Regions from separate parts of the Mus musculus genome. Here region 2 is linked to region 1. Evidence: chromatin loops called from intact Hi-C (ENCODE). Cell type or tissue: left cerebral cortex. All regions are shown on one strand.

Region 1 (8,000 bases):
AGTAATGTAATTGAAGAAAGAATGTAATCTTTGTTGAAAGAAGTCAACAAAGCAGGGGAAAAAATCAAGAAAACAAAGCAACAAACAAAACAGAGAGAAGACTACAGTGTTCTAAAAGACAGTGGAAAAAAGTACTCCACTGAAGTAGGAACAATCAACTGCCCAGTGCAGTTTCTCAGGAGTCGAGAAAGTTGAGAAGCAATGATTGACCGTGCGGTTCTGCCCCATATAAATCACCAGGGGCCACAGGAGAAGGTGTAAAGAATTTCTGAGAAGGCACTATGCTGAAGTAACTCCAAGTCGCGAGAGGCAGAACAAAAACAGAGCACAGGGCCTAGGCAAGAGCGATCTGATTGTTTCATATTAGATATGCAGCTGTGTGGATACGGGATGAGCCAAGGAGTCAGAAGAGGGAAGAATGGGCAGAAGAAGTATGAGACTCACGAACAGGACGAGCCTCGGTGCTCAAAATATGTCCAGATGGAAAGAAACATATCAACTGAACACTAAAGAACTAGCAATTAGAAACTGAATAGTAAAGAATTATATATGTTAACTATTTACCTGTACAAGGGCAGGGATGTGCACATGCCATGGTGCATGTGGAGGTCAGAGGCCAACTCGCAGAGGTCAGTTCCCTCCTTCGAGCACGTGAGTCCCGGGCACGGAACTCTGGCCATTGGCCTTAGTGGAATGATCGAGCCTTCCTGCCAGCCTTCATTTTGTTTTTTAAATAGTTATAAAGAAAAAAAATCCTACAGAAATAATAAAGCATTGTGCTATGTAGGGTCTGTGTGGTGTTCTGTATAATGCTGTGCAGAGGACCAGAGCTCCCAGTGGTCACAGTCAGCTCTTAACAAGCATGTGAGCTCCAGGGGCACAAAGCCATAGTCGAGAGCTGAAGCCACGTGTGGGGATCTGAACAGGCACAAACTCTCACGAGGCAGAGCAGTTTCCCATAATCGTCCTAAACAGTCTTTAGAGCAGATTCTATGGACCCCTCAGGACTGGGACCCTAATAAAGTCCATGCCTATGAAAGCTATTTATAAACCTTTTTTGAGAAGGTTACACAAATATATTGTCTCAAGCACTGTGTAAATAATAGTTGTAACATACTCCTCTGGGGCTATCTGAGTTTTAACAGATCTGAAAACTATCTTTATATAGGTTATGTTTTGTCAAAACATAACCCAATGATATTATTTTAAGGTATTATATATATATACATATATACATATATATACATATATACATATACATATATACACATATATATATACACATACATACATATCCACTACAATAATTCTGTATCATCAGATAACCACTACCATTTATGCCCCAGATACTGAACCAAATACTACATAATAACATCCCAGCTATGTCTCATAGAACACTGGAAGACAACTATTATCTTCACCATCTTAAATAAAAACATTGGATTCCTAGAAATTGAACTCTGTTGTCTCACAACGGCAAAATGGTAAAATCAGGACTTGTAGCTTTGATTGTAAAGCCAATGTGTGCCACAAGCAGCTAGGCAGACAGCCATAAGGAAAGACAGACATACAACACATAGATATTTTTAATACAATTTAATTCCCCTCTCCAAGGCACCACGTTTCAAGTGGACTGTTGCAAACAATGTAAGAATTGCCTGAGAACTGATCTGAAGCCCCGGGATGAGCCCTACAACTACCAAGAATCTTTTATGCAATAGGCCAACTTAAAAGTCCATGAAAACTGTTACCAGTGCCTTTGTCACAGTTAATTGCTGAGGAGACCTGGCATATGTAAAAGGAAAGTGAAGTAATAGGTTTTAAGATCATATATGCCCCACAGTATTTATAGAGCCCAGAATAAACCTCTGACTACATTATTAAACATCCGTGGTTTTCACTTATTCAAGCTTACACTCGACTCATTATTTCTTGTATATTAACCCTGCCAGTGATATAAGCCACCAAGTAATACCTTCCAAGCCCACTTTCAGGACTGTAGTGAACCCATAAATGCTATATTTATGTATGTGATAGCTTCTGCTTTTGATGGAAAATGAATTAGCATACTAATAAAATGTTCTGTCTAGTACACACAGTCAATGTATGTCATTATAAAAGGCTGCTTTCTCAAAATAGGATTTTAAAAAGCAATCATTGCTCAGATCAAATAATAAGTAGACATGAGGAAATTAAAGTTCAAATGTTAATTCAAATGAGTAAAATAAATCCGTCTTTTAAAGGTAACACTTGAAGACATAATATTGAAACAGGACTTGAGGCTGGGGTATAGCTTGCCTAACACATGTGTTGTAGGGTCTTATTGCTATGAAGAGATACCATGACCAAGACAACTTTTATGAAGGACAACATTTAATTTGGGCTGGCTTACAGGTTCTGAGGTTCAGTCCATTATCATCATGGTAGGAAGCATGGCAGTGTCCAGGCAGGCATGGCATGGGAGGAGCTGAGAGTTCTACATCTTGTTCTGAAGGCAGACAGAAGACTGTCTCCCATGTGGCTAGAAGAAAGGTCTCAAAGTCCACCCCCACAGTGGCACACTTCTTCCAACCAGGGCACACCTACTCTAACAAGGCCACACCTCCTAATGGTACCACTCCCTGGGTCAAGCATTTTCAAACCACTACAACATACAAGGTGGTCTTCTAATAACAACTTTGTTTAGTCAGTTAGTTAGTTAGTTAGTTAAATAGGTAGTTAAGGGGAGACGGCATTTGCAAAGGTGAGTTTCTCCTTCTACCATGTGTTTCCCAGGATCAATTAGGTCGTCAGACACAGTAGCCATCATTAAACATAGAGTCTCTCAATACACAAGAACATAAAATTTTAAAATGAAGATAAAGGTGGCTTTCCAATACCTGCCCCCTTTTTAATACAGACATCCAGAAAATATCTATGTGGGCCTTCATTTTCTCCTCTTAGCCAATAAATTTTATTTTCCAGAAACTCATCCGGCAACTGGTCAAAATTAATGACAAAAACAAAGAAAGGTTAGAAAATCTTTGCACATAAGACATATGTGCTTACTTACATGTGCACTTTACAGTGTTCCAGTGCATATATAGTATAGTGGTTCTCAGACTTCCTACTCCTACAGCCCATTAATACAGTTTCTCATGTGGTGACCCCAAGCTTCAATGTATTTAGTTACTACTTCATAACTGAAATTTTGCTAGTGTTATGAATTGTAATTTAAATATCGGATTGCAGGATGTCTGATGTTGGGGTTATAACCCACAGGCTGAGCTGCTGATACAGAGTGATATTGAGTATGGATGTAAATATACATGTTGACTCCCCAAAAAGAGGTACAAACAGCCTGCCAGCACAAGGCCAGTGACTTTCTAGCCTGCTGCTGTTTCCTGGCTCTGTTAACACAAATGTGCATCGATCACTCACACCATATCTGCATGCCTACCTACCTGAGATCCAAGTCCCTACTAATCATAATAATATCTCCTTAAACTTCTGAGAAGAAGTAAAGACCAACATCTCTTTTTTTTTTTTTAAAGATTTATTTATTTATTATATGGAAGTACATTATAGCTGTCTTCAGACACTCCAGAAGAGGGAGTCAGATCTCGTTACGGATGGTTGTGAGCCACCATGTGGTTGCTGGGATTTGAACTCTGGACCTTCGGAAGAGCAGTCGGGTGCTCTTACCCACTGAGCCATCTCACCAGCCCCCAAACAGGTATTCATGACCCCGACGTGATTTGAACACGCAACCTTCTGATCTGGAGTCAGACGTGCTACCATTGTGCCACGAGGTCACTCCAACATCTCTTATTCTTAGAAAATTACCAGTCTATGAAAACAGAGATTAAAGCTCCCACCGCTATAGAGCTATGCACGGCTTTCTAAATCTCATAAAAAGCTCAGCATCTGACCCATTTCATTTTTACAGGGAAGGAGGTCCTGTTACCCTGAAAAATACACAGAAAAATATGTGCAGTGTTTAGAGGCATTGAGCAATCCTACTTTGTGTTTTCTTTCTACATACCCTACACAGGAACACGGGGCAGTTCTCTGCTCCACACACCTGCTGTGGAGACTCTATCAGTCACCCCCACCCCCACCCCCAGTCCGACCCTACCCCATGCCTTTTCAAAGGGGATGGAAACTTTTTTAACTGCTGAAGCAATGCTGCCACCTTCTGTTCACTATGTAGAACGTAATAAAGTTATTCTCAAAAGGATTATGAGAAACTCTTTTCAATATGACAATGCCATGATAAGTTTGTTTTAAGTTTTATATTTTTAGGCTGTATTCTAGAGATGTTTTAGAATCTTTATCTAAACCCAGCAGGACAGACATCATTCAGGGCTTGAGGTGGCACCATCTCAGACACCTCAGGCCTTGATAACCCCACCCAAAAATCCCTACTCCCTGCAGCATGCATGGCTTCTTGCTTGAGTAGTTTTATTCCATTTCTGCAGACACCCCACATTTCTGGCATTTTATAAGTCCTGAGGTCTCCATCAACCTCTGGTCCTACTTTCATAATGTCGTGCATAGCCGATAGCCCATGCAGGAGCTCCACACAAAGAATATGACCCTGATACACATTGCCTGGTCTCATTGGTTGTTTTTGTTTGTTCTGGGACCTTCTTGATGCAAGTCTCACTGATGCTGTAACTTTTGCATTCTGAGTGCCTGCGAAAACAGCACCGTTGTCTTTTCTTTGGAATATTGTTCTGATCAATATTTCAACCATTTCTGCTTCCTAACATGTTGAGATGTAACAGCAGTGCTACAAGCAGAACCTGTGCTACGGAGCCTTGATCACCATGATGGTCCATGTCCTTGCAAACTCTGAGTCAAAGTTACTTAAGTCACTTCTGTCCGATACTTTATCACAATGAAGGTAACTAATACAAAAAATGGGGTGGGGTGGGGTAGGGTACCAAAATGGGGGGCCATGGCTGTGAGGTATGTGGGCAGATTTGTACATGTTTGAGATGTTTGCAGGAGGAATGAGGGGGGAGTTAGGAGGTATGGGCTACCAAAAGCCCTAAAAGAAACCCCATAGCCCCTGAATATTCGGCAGGAGCTACAGTTTGTGGACTGCTTGCTGAGTGGTAGTCCTAGTCTATGCTGGGCATCCTCCTGCCTCTTAGTTTTATAATAGGAATGTTTGCTATGTGCTACTGGTTCTGCTGACGGTGACTCTTGATTTTACTGGGACTCACAGTTACAAAGATTGCCTTGAGTGGAACATGCTGACACAACTTTTTAAAGAAATTTTATTGGTTATTTATTTACATTTTAAATGTTATCCCTTTTTCCTGTTTCCCCTGGGCAAACCTCCATCCCACCCCCTCCCCGTGCTTCTATGAGGGTGCTCGGCCACCCACTCCCACCTCCCCACCCTGGCATTCCCCTACACTGGGGCATCCAGCCTTCACAGGACCAAGGGCCTCTCCTCCCATTGATGCCTGACAAGGCCATCCTCTGCTACATATGCGGCTGTCGCCATGGGTCCCACCCTCCATGAGTACTCTTTAGTTGGTGGTTTAGACCTTGGGAGCTCTGTGGGGGTCTAGTTGGTTGATATTGTTGTTCTTACTATGGGGCTGCAAACCCCTTCAGTTCCTTCAGTCCTTCCTCTAACTCCTCTACTAGGGACCCTGTGCTCAGTCCAATGGTGGGCTGAAAGCATCCATATCTGTATTGGTCAGGCTCTGGCAGAGCCTCTCAGGAGACAGCTATATCAGGCTCCTGTCAACTTTTAATCCCTGCACTCAGAAGGAAGGGGCAGGCAGATCTTTATGAGCTGGAAGACAGCCTGGTCTACAGTGAGTACCAAGCAAGCCAAGGCTACATAGTATCTCAAAACAAGATGAAAATTGTCTTGAATCTTAGAAAAGAATGGGCTTTAGAGTTTATCTGTTTTGAAACCAGGTCTCCCATAGACCATCCACAAACTTGTTACATGGCGAAGATTAACCTTGAACTTCTGAGACCCCTGACTCCCACCTGAAGCTGTCCGGCTTTGTCTTAAGTCTTGTATTGTGTGTTCTTTTGTTAGCTCAAGGCCAGCTTGGGAAACCAGAGTCTGTCTCAAAAACAAAACAAAAAATACACTTGAGTTTTGAATATTAAATGAAAAAAAAAAGTTTAAAACGACTGAGTTGTAAACGCAGTCAGAGTCTGCAATGGGAAATCTTAGACCTAAAGCTTTAAGCAAGAACAAGTGTCTTTTCCAAGGAAAAATGGGAATGTCCAAGTTTGGTCAGGTCATACAATTACCTGCAGAAAATAAGCCAACCAATGATGAGAGGCAGGGCAGCCATCCCTGAGAACGAACTGCCTACAGTTCCCATCTAGTTTTACTTCAGGTTTATTTTAGGTGACAGCATTAAAGGCCCTCCCTGAGATGCAATTCTAAGAATTATTGTAATCGTTAGCTCTAACTGCTTGACACTTGTGTCATTTTGCTTAAAGCTAACTTTGAGAGGGATCGCAATAGATATAACCCTCTAGCACATAGTTAGTCTCTGATAAATCCTAGGATTACGAGTCCCCTTTGTTCTATACTCTCTTCAAAAAACTAAAATTAAGCATAGAACAATATAATTCCTTAGCAAAATGTCATGATAAAGGATGTATGCCCCTGCCTGATTATCTAGCTGCTGTTATCAAGAAAGAAATACAAACTCCACATTTCAGAATCATAGAGCAAAGTTAAAACGGCCCTTGCTCAACTGTTCAGCACTTTATGTCCATATCATATATACGTTGAAAAGTGTAAGAAATACCATCTGGTGGTTCATTTTCTTTTTTCTTTTCCTTTTTTTTTTTTTTTTTAGGTTTGTTTTTTTAAGTTTTTTCGAGACAGGGTTACTCTGTGTAGTCCTGGCTGTCCTGGAACTCACTCTGTAGACCAGGCTGGCCCTGAACTCAGAAACCTGCCTGCCTCTGCCTCCCAAGTGCTGGGATTAAAGGCGTGCACCATCACTGCCCTGAGGGTGGTTCATTTTCTAAGGAACCCCCAGCCAGCTTTGGTCCAAAATGACCCTTGCTAATGCCTACTAGTCTAACTATTTCCCACCCACCCAAAACCAGAGTTTAGAGTCAAAAACTACTAAGAGTTAAGCTTACCTGCAAAGTCATTAGCTGATAAACCTTAAAATAAACAGGATGTAAAACAAGAAATAACATAGTCAATGTTTCTACTGTGAAACAAACAAACAAAAAAAATGTAAATTCCACAGGGAAGAATGGGATCTTGGTTGCATTTAAGGTTGTCTCTTGTGATTCCTCAGTGATGAGAGAAGGGACAAGAGTCATGTGTTTGCTTCAGAAACTGTTCTCTGTGCTACATTGCCACACCCGCTCTTCTGGGCTGATGCCTGAGTGTGCAGAGTTGCAAAATAAACTGTCTCCAATGCTAATATGAGGTGAGGATCTCCATTTCTCACAGACTCCCCCCGCCCCCCAATTTAAGTAAAGTTTTTGTTTTAGTGTTTCATTGCTGTGAACAGACATCATGACCAAGGCAACTCTTATAAAGGACAACATTTAATTGGGGCTGGCGTAGAGTTTCAGAGGTTCAGGCCATTATTTTCATAGTGGGAAACATGGCAGCGTTCAGGTAGATATGGTGCTAGAGGAGCTGAAAGTTTTACACCTTGATTCAAAGGCAGCCAGTTAGAAGGTCCTCTTTCCACTGGGTGGAGCTTGAGCACCAGAGCCTCAGAGGCCACACCCACAATGACATAAGTCCTCCAAGGAGTCCTCCTAATGGTGTCCCTTCCCAGGCCGAGCATGTTCAAAGCACCACAGCATTATAAATATCAATGTATAATTCTGTCTTTCTTAAATAAATGTTCGCATTTCTCACACAAGCTGGCTTTTAAAACTTTTATTTTTAATTGACAAAGATTAATGGTGGATGCTTGAAATTTAATGAGAGCTTTTCATCTAAGTCTAGCCAAGGTTCAGAGAACTGAATCAGCATACACACTGCCTTCCTG
Region 2 (8,000 bases), 360 kb before region 1:
CTGTTCTTGCCTTTCAACATGTGGATCTCAGAGAAGGAACTCACTCTGGCTGGAGGACCAGGCTTTTACTGCTGAATCATTTCAGTTAATTTACTTTCTTCCCACCCCTTTTCTTTCTTGTCCTCACTTTTTTTTTTTTTTAGCTAAAGGCAATTTTATTAGTTTATTAAGGAACATAATTAACACAAATTCACTGTATAAAGTTGAAATAAAAAATTATAATGCACATATTGCTTGGTATGTTTAAAAATATTTTTTTTTGAGACAGGGTTTCTCTGTGTAGCCCTGGCTGTCCTGGAACTCACTCTGTACACCAGGCTGGCCTTGAACTCAGAAATCCGCCTGCCTCTGCCTCCCAAGTGCTGGAATTAAAGGCATGTTCCACCACTGCCCAGCTCAAAAGAATTTTTAAATAAAGCTGCAATAATTATGATTTATACCAAAAATAATGAATATACCTCCTCCTTACCCCTCCGTGCCTGTGGAAGGCAGTAGAGCTGGCCCTAAGGCCAGCAGTAGAGTTGGCCCTGCCACTCACTGGTTCCAGTATTAGGGAGAGTGGGCCCTGCTCCTCAACTGGGCAGCACACAGTAGAGCTGACCCTGGTGGCAGGGGTGCCTGTGAGCCACTGGCAGGGGTGCAGGCAAGCCATCCCAAGGACTTGAGTGTGGTAGTGCTGACCCTGCTCCTTGTCAGCTATGGCACAGGATGAGCCAGCAGGAGCACTGCTGGAGTGCTCACCCTGGCACTAGGAGAGCTGGGGTGCTCACCCCGGTACTAGGAGAGCTGGAGTGCTCACTTCTGCAGTCGGAGAGTTGGCAGAAGAGCTGCAGGTTGACTATCTCTGCAACACTCGAGGCCCAGATCCAGGACTTTGAGTTAGCCAACCCCAACATCTACACCATGTATGAACTGCTGGAGCAAATGAAAGGGCCAGTCCTACAGATCCACTGCCACAGACTCTGCATGGCACAGGGCAACAAGACATCCTAGGAGTCCCAGGGAGGATCCAGTCTAGATAGTGTAGCAGAAGCCAGAGACCTTGAAACAGACCAGTGGCCCACTGCAATAAACATTCACAAGTAACGATGCGCAGTCAAAAGGTACACTGTGGGACACATTGTGACATGCTACAGTTTCCATGACAAGAGTTTTATTTTGTTTTATTTTATTTTCTGTGGGAGGTTGCAAGGGAAAAGGAGATACAAAGGGACAGGGAGATGAATGAGCCTGCGGTGCATGATATGAAACTCATAAAGAATCAATGAAAAGTTTTTAAAAATGAGCTTAGTGCACCGGCTTAAAAATTGAGGAATATCCTTAGAATGATTTGGAAGACCCAGGTGCATGGGACCAGTGGTCCCAGCATTCTCTACCCACACTGTCCAATACACACAGAAGTCCAAACTGCAGGATGGAAATCCTCACTGTGGGGAGAGAAAGCCGGTTCTGTGTTAACAAGGGTTGTTACAGCTACAATATCTGCATCCAGGATTCTAGAAATGCTTCCGAAAGAGCAAACTCAGAAGGGAACATGAGCGAAAAGTACTCAGAGCTCATGAGCTTCAGACACAGAAATAGTAAAACTTCAGAACTAAGCTTTGAACAACAGATGATACGAGTGAAAACATGACTTAGCAACTCTCCCTGATCTTTGCTGTCTTTGGCAATAATAAAATTGCTTTTTATTTTTTAAAAAAAAATTTGGTATTAAATTTTGTGAATGGAAGGTTTCTGGCCTTTCCATTCCTGAGAGTGTGCAGGCTAGATACCTTGAAAATCCTGCACCAGCAAAACAAAACAAAACAAAACAAAACAAAACAAAACAAAACAAAATGCTGATCATAGTCTTTTTTAACTTTGTTTTAATTTTTTAATTATTTATTTATTTTATGTATATGAGTTCACCATAGCTGTCTTCAGACACACCATAAGAGAGCATCAGGTCCTACTACAGATGGTTGGGAGTCACTATGTGGTTGCTGCGAATTGAACTCAGGACCTCTGGAAGAGCAGTCAGTGCTCTTAACTGCTGAGCCATCTCTCCAGCTCCCTGAACATAAAGTCTTAAACATCTTTATAAATGCTCAATTGTTTTGCCAAGAAGCAAAGGAAGTGGATTTGATAGGGGGAGATAAGAGGGGGAGTGGGAGGGGGGAGAAGGGGGGAGTAGGAGGAGGAGGAAGAGGAGGAGGAGGAAGAGGAGGAGGAAGAGGAGAAAACACGAGAAGACATATATCCAGAAATCCACTTCAGCTCTACTTTGACAGCTGCTGCACGCACATCTGCCAAGGCCTGATGACTCTATGTTTCTTTCAGGGAACTGAGTACATAGCATGTGGGCATAAAGGAGATGGAGAAGTCAAGGTGGAGAATGTGATTATAAACACCCTACTCATACCCAAACCTTCTAAAGGCAACATATTTGTTAAAGAATGAATTAGAAATCAGATCAACCAAAAAGAAAAACTAAAATACTTGGCTCCAATGGGAAGGGGGATGTCTTCCTGAAAACTGTGAAACCACAAGCCTGGGCCAGAATTTGTTCTATTTGTGTGGTCTCCAAAGCCAAATACAAAAATTCAGTCATAATTGACCTCAGGTTGCTTGTGTCTGTGGTGCCACCTGGCAGAAACAAACTTGATCTTCCATGGGAGAACTGTGTGTTTGTTAAATTTAAACCACAACTATTCCCTTGAAAAGTGTTATAAATCTGGTGTCTTAATCCAAGAATTCTAAAGTATGCCAAGACTTATAATATACATATACTTGATACATTTTGGGGGGGGATAGATTATCGTAAATATTCTAAATATTCCAAAATGCTTAGGAAAATGACACCCACCACTAGGAAAAATAAACAAGTAGTGAGTGAGTGATGACAGAATTCAACAGACAGAAGGCATGAAGAACAGGGCACAAAGGGAGAGAGGTGTAGCAGATCATGAAATGTGGAATAACTCTTCTGGCTTTTTAATAAAGCCACAAACATAAGAGAAAGTTCTTAAAAGATGTGTCAAACAGAGTGAGCCCGAAACACGGAGCTGCTTAGAGATCAAGAGTAGAGGAAGTATGGAAACAGAGGCTTCTGAAGACAAGGAAAAGAGCTCTTCTTAAATAGCATTCAAGGTGAGACAAGTCAATGCTTGAGTTTAAAAAAAAAAACAAAACAGAAAGTTACTTTTAGATGAGCTGTAGTAAAATAATAGAATTTCAAGTTAACACCTGGAGTGTCAGCGATGTCATTAGTTTCCAAAGGATTAGTACTACAAATATATAAAGAATCCCTATAGATAAACTTTAAACAAGAAAATTACAAAACTTGATGAGATTCTTCATTGACAAACTAAATTCCACCAATAAACACAGGAATAGCAATCAACTTTTTGGGGGAAATCCAGAAATGCAGTTGAGATAACGGAAAAGATTGAAAATGTCTGACAAAATCATTGGCTAATACAAATGTGAAGCAATCATAACTCAAAAACTGCTGCTAGGGGTATAAATATATAAATATCAAATTCTCAGAAAACAGTTTGACATTTTCTATGGGTTACCGTGGCAGTTTCCAGTCCTGTAACACAAGGATGCAAACTGGATGGGGTGATAAGTTCTTATCAGCACTGGGTACAGTTACAAAATCGGAAAACCGATGAAATTGTTTCCAACGGAAAATGGGAATAAATACATGAAACCCGAGGCAATGGTGAGCAGCGTGTGCTCTCGAACACATAGACTGCATGGCAAAACTCTCAAGAAACTCAGAAGAATCATCACTTGGAAGCTTAGAAAAATAACAGTGTTATTCAAAGGATGAACAAGACTTCACAGTATCACACTTTCCTGCATCACAAGAAAACAAAGTGCACAGGGACTGAATTATGCTGTGCACAGTTCTCCCATGCAAACTTTTGTTATTAATATATTTTTAAAAAACCAGTTTCTAAGCATTCGGAGGTTCACAAAAGATGGCACAGGTAATCTTCTAAATTGAATATAATTTTACTACTAAGTTGGAAGTGCACAGAGGTGGGTTAAGTCAGTTTTAAGTTCTATAAGAATAGAGCTCATCCAACTAGTAATTTGTTAGTGCTCAGTACATTCCTCTACTCTGTAAAAGCTCTAATAGGACCACACATTCATTGTCCATACTGGAGAGACAGGATGTGGCCAACATTCTCATGACAAACACTTTCTGAATATTGAGTCTCTAGTCAGATGAAGTCTCCACCTCTGGAGAGAGATGTTGAGCTGGTCTCGTTTGCATGCTATTTTAACGACGATTCTATAGATACCTATTTCATTAAAATTCTACATAGAGAATGTGGAAGCTGTTTTCATGATAAAAATTTTAACTAAGCATTCTGATGCCCCAGTGGAGAGGGTTGTTTTTAATTCCTCACAATAGAATATAATAAGTACAACTTGGCCATCTAATCAAATAAGCAGAAAGCTGATTGCTTTTATTCACACTTACACAATGGCCCTCAGTGAGTGACACTCTCTCTTTGTTAACATATTCAAGAGAAGGAGAATGCACTGGGTGTGGTAAACCAACATTTGCAGCAAGATCCCTTATTTTATGGCGGAGGGGGGGCGGGGGGGAGTCTTAGCTCACATTAAGGCAGGAACAGACTCTTTTCTGGGAGAATTCTGTTAGTGTCCTGAAAATAAAGTGTCCATAATAAGTAATTAGATACAACCCTGTACACCTGTTAGAACAAAACGTACTGTATGCTGACTGTCATACAGTGTAGGAAGTAGCGATTGGATGCTTCCAGAGATTGGGTAATCATGAAGAGAAAGGTCCCCTTTCAGCTGAGAAGACAGTAGCTGATTTTATTCCAGACAATGCTGGGAGACGCTGGAACCCAGTCATACCTGCTGACTAACAAGGGCCTTATACAGGCCATCAGATGGGATCCATGGCAGGAGGTCCGCTGGAAAGCTGTCCACGTGGTTGAAGCTGGCATGCATGCTAAACAGCCTCAGCTCAGAACTGGGTTTTTAATCTCCCAAGTCAGAACTAAGCTGGTTCCTAATTTTGTTTTAGCTGAAGGTATGTGTGTGTGTGTGTGTGGGGGTGGTGGTGGTGGGGGGCTTCATACATTTTGTCCAGCAAATAAAAACACAGGGAGCCTAGTTAAATTGTATTAATTTGCATGTTTTGTAAGAAACATTTGGGTCATCATAAAGCTTTCTTACATTGAACTGTTGTCTTTATCTTTACGTGATAACTTGTTCTTTACTGTCCCTGGCTGCATTTCAAGGAGCGTGTGTGTGTGTGTGTGTGTGTGTGTGTGTGTGTGTGTGTGTGACAGTTTGTCCATGGCAGATTTTTAAAAGCAATGCAGAATGATGATCCTGTGTTTACGCTGGATCAAATATAGTAATTATGAACATCTAGGGGAATTGCCTATTATAGGGTGTTTGTTACTGATGTGGACGATTCGTGCTGAGAGAAAGCCGGAGTCCTACATTAGCAGACACAGGAGGTGAACCTTTGGTTTGGATCTCTGCCTGTGGTGCTTCATGGCCTCGCCTAGGCTCAATTTGCATAGGAATAAAGGATGCAGAAAAAATGACAACATGCAACACACTAAGCCTCTTTTACACAGTGTGGCTAGAAGTCATGGTGTTCCTGAAGCAATGAACTTTTAAATAAGAAAAATCAGTGCCTAGGGGAGATGACAAAAGTTTAAAGAACAGATTGAAAAATCATGTCCCTTGGAAGATTTAACCACCTTCCCCAATAAAAATCACAAGTTAAATAAGCTTATTTAAAAATATTCCTGGTAAATTAAAAAAAAAGCAATAAACAATTGCTACAGTCATTTTACTCTTAATTAATACTTTTAATTAATACTTTTTTTAAATCTCAAAAGAAAAGAAGAAAATGAATAGTACACAGGGTTGGTCCCCTTGATATACATGAGAGTTGTCAGTAATTTGTTGATCAGCAACGTTGGTGCTGATCAAAAGTACTGGGAAGCATTGGAGTGTAGAACAGAAGGATTGCCTGAGCACATTGACTTCACACTCCTTTGGAAGATGGCCTTGTTGTTTTATAGGTGTGTGTTTGCATCCTAACCTCAAACATAGGCAACAATAGGTCTTGAGGTAGTTGCCTGTACGAACACAATGCTCATATGGCATCAGAACATAACGGTATTTCTTCCAGGGTATGAACTATCTGCCATGTTAGGCATTCCCAGAAAGATTCCTGGACTTTATCCCAAGGCACAGCAACCCTCTAGAGGCTTTCTCAGAATTCATGGAGAAGCAGACCCTTCAAGGTGTGTGTGTGAAGGGTGTGCCTCTTCAGGCATTGCTACTGCAGAAAAGATGGCATTTATTGAAATAAAGAATCTGGAAGATTTCATTATAAATCTATAATTTGTCTAAATCCAGTGTCTAAATATTATGAACACTGGAGATTACAGCTATAAACTGAGTAAGATGCTACCCGTTCGTCTTAGCAACATTATTATTTGAATAATATTCTAGCTAATAGCATATATTAATGATAAAGATGCAGAAGGCTGTTCTTTCTGCAGTTTAATGACACTGTCAAGTTGGTTCTGTGTCAGATTGGCTTCGCCATAAGGTGCTCATGTTGTACACTGTTTCTGAGCACACTGGTATTTGTATGTGGTGTTAACATTTGAATCTATGCACTGAATAGGGTGCTTTCCTCAATGTGGGGCAGAGAAGGACTGAGGGATGGGATTCTCATTCTCTCTCTCTCTCTCTCTCTCTCTCTCTCTCTCTCTCTCTCTCTCTCTCACTTGTATTGAGATAGGGCATCCCATATCTTCATGCCTTTTGAAGTCAGACTAAGTTAAATCATTGTTTTCTGGGATCTTAATCTTGCAGAATGCAGATAGGGATACTTCTCAGTCTATAAACAGGTAAAATGATCTTTATGTTCTATTTAACTATCTATATCAATTATCTATGTATCTATGTATCTATGTATCTATGTCTATATCTATATCTATATCTATATCTATATCTATATCTATATCTATATCTATATCTATATCTATGTTTCTCTATATCTATCATCTATACATTTGTCACCTACTTATCATCTTTGTATCTAGCTATATCTATCATCTATAGTTAACTATTATCTATCAATCTCTGTCCTCTTTCATCTCTCTTTCTCCAATGTTTTTCTAGGGAACACTAACTGATAAAATACTAATAATTCAAACTAATGACCAAAGAAAAGCAGTCTACATCATTAGGTCAATATTTTTAAAATTCAAACTAATACTTAATGACTCTTTCATAATGCCTTGAGGACAGAATTCATATTTGGTCTTTTAGATTCTTCTCTAACTCACAATATTTAATAGAACCTCTCTACCCAGCCTCCCCCAAAAAGACAGGTGCCAAATTAACTTATGAGAAACTCCTTCCAGCACTTATGTACTGAAAACAAAAGCAATAATGCGCATTCTTAGACATTCTGCCGCTTTGGAGTTCCCAGAGGAGCTCTCCCAGGTCTCCTGGGCATGACTAATTCTGGTTAATGAAGAAAGGCTCCTTTCTGAGTTAAGGCACAACATCAAGCCAGGACAAGTGCACAAAGGGGACATTGATGCCTTTGTTGTTTTCTATCACCATGGATCTTTCTTGTGCCAATTTTGAGGTGATCGAAGAGGCAATTGACAGTTTCTGTTTGACTGACAGTATAACAAAGCTAGGCTTGGCTAGTCTTTTTGTCTTTATTTTTTCATTCGTCCTCACCTTTCTTGTTACTGTCCGTGGTGATGACTGATATTGACGACTTTGACTGGGTTAAGTCATGCGCAGGAGACCTGGGAGAGCACATTGCTGAGTGGGCCTTGAAGGGCATTTCCTTACATTACTGGCCTGCAGGACCAAAGTGGAGAAGACATGTAATCCTGGAGAATCACTTAGTCTTGGTCTGTCTTGATTTTCTTCTCTGTGGAAAAAGAAGGTTTCATAATCTGATTCTTGGTGACTGA

Evidence for each region. A loop is a pair of places that touch in the nucleus more often than their neighbours do. Peaks named below come from ENCODE experiments on the same cell type or tissue, not always from the same donor. Only the 100,000 strongest peaks of a DNase experiment are listed, where the experiment ranks them.
Region 2: a loop joins it to region 1, with 2.5 times the contacts of the local background. A loop is called at or near these places in 3 of 42 quality-filtered maps.

What each region holds. Positions count from the first base shown.
Region 1 is chr10:23,773,361-23,781,360 of GRCm38, forward strand. n-TWcca1 (a tRNA gene) reads right to left here and starts at 3,794; the gene lies at 3,723-3,794. In left cerebral cortex, a CTCF peak has its summit at 4,190 (motif pointing left); a DNase peak (open chromatin) is centred at 4,175.
Region 2 is chr10:23,409,468-23,417,467 of GRCm38, forward strand. No RefSeq gene overlaps it. Among named protein-coding and RNA genes, the nearest start is that of Eya4, 64 kb to the left of the region's middle. In left cerebral cortex, no CTCF peak of the experiment used is centred here; a DNase peak (open chromatin) is centred at 4,870.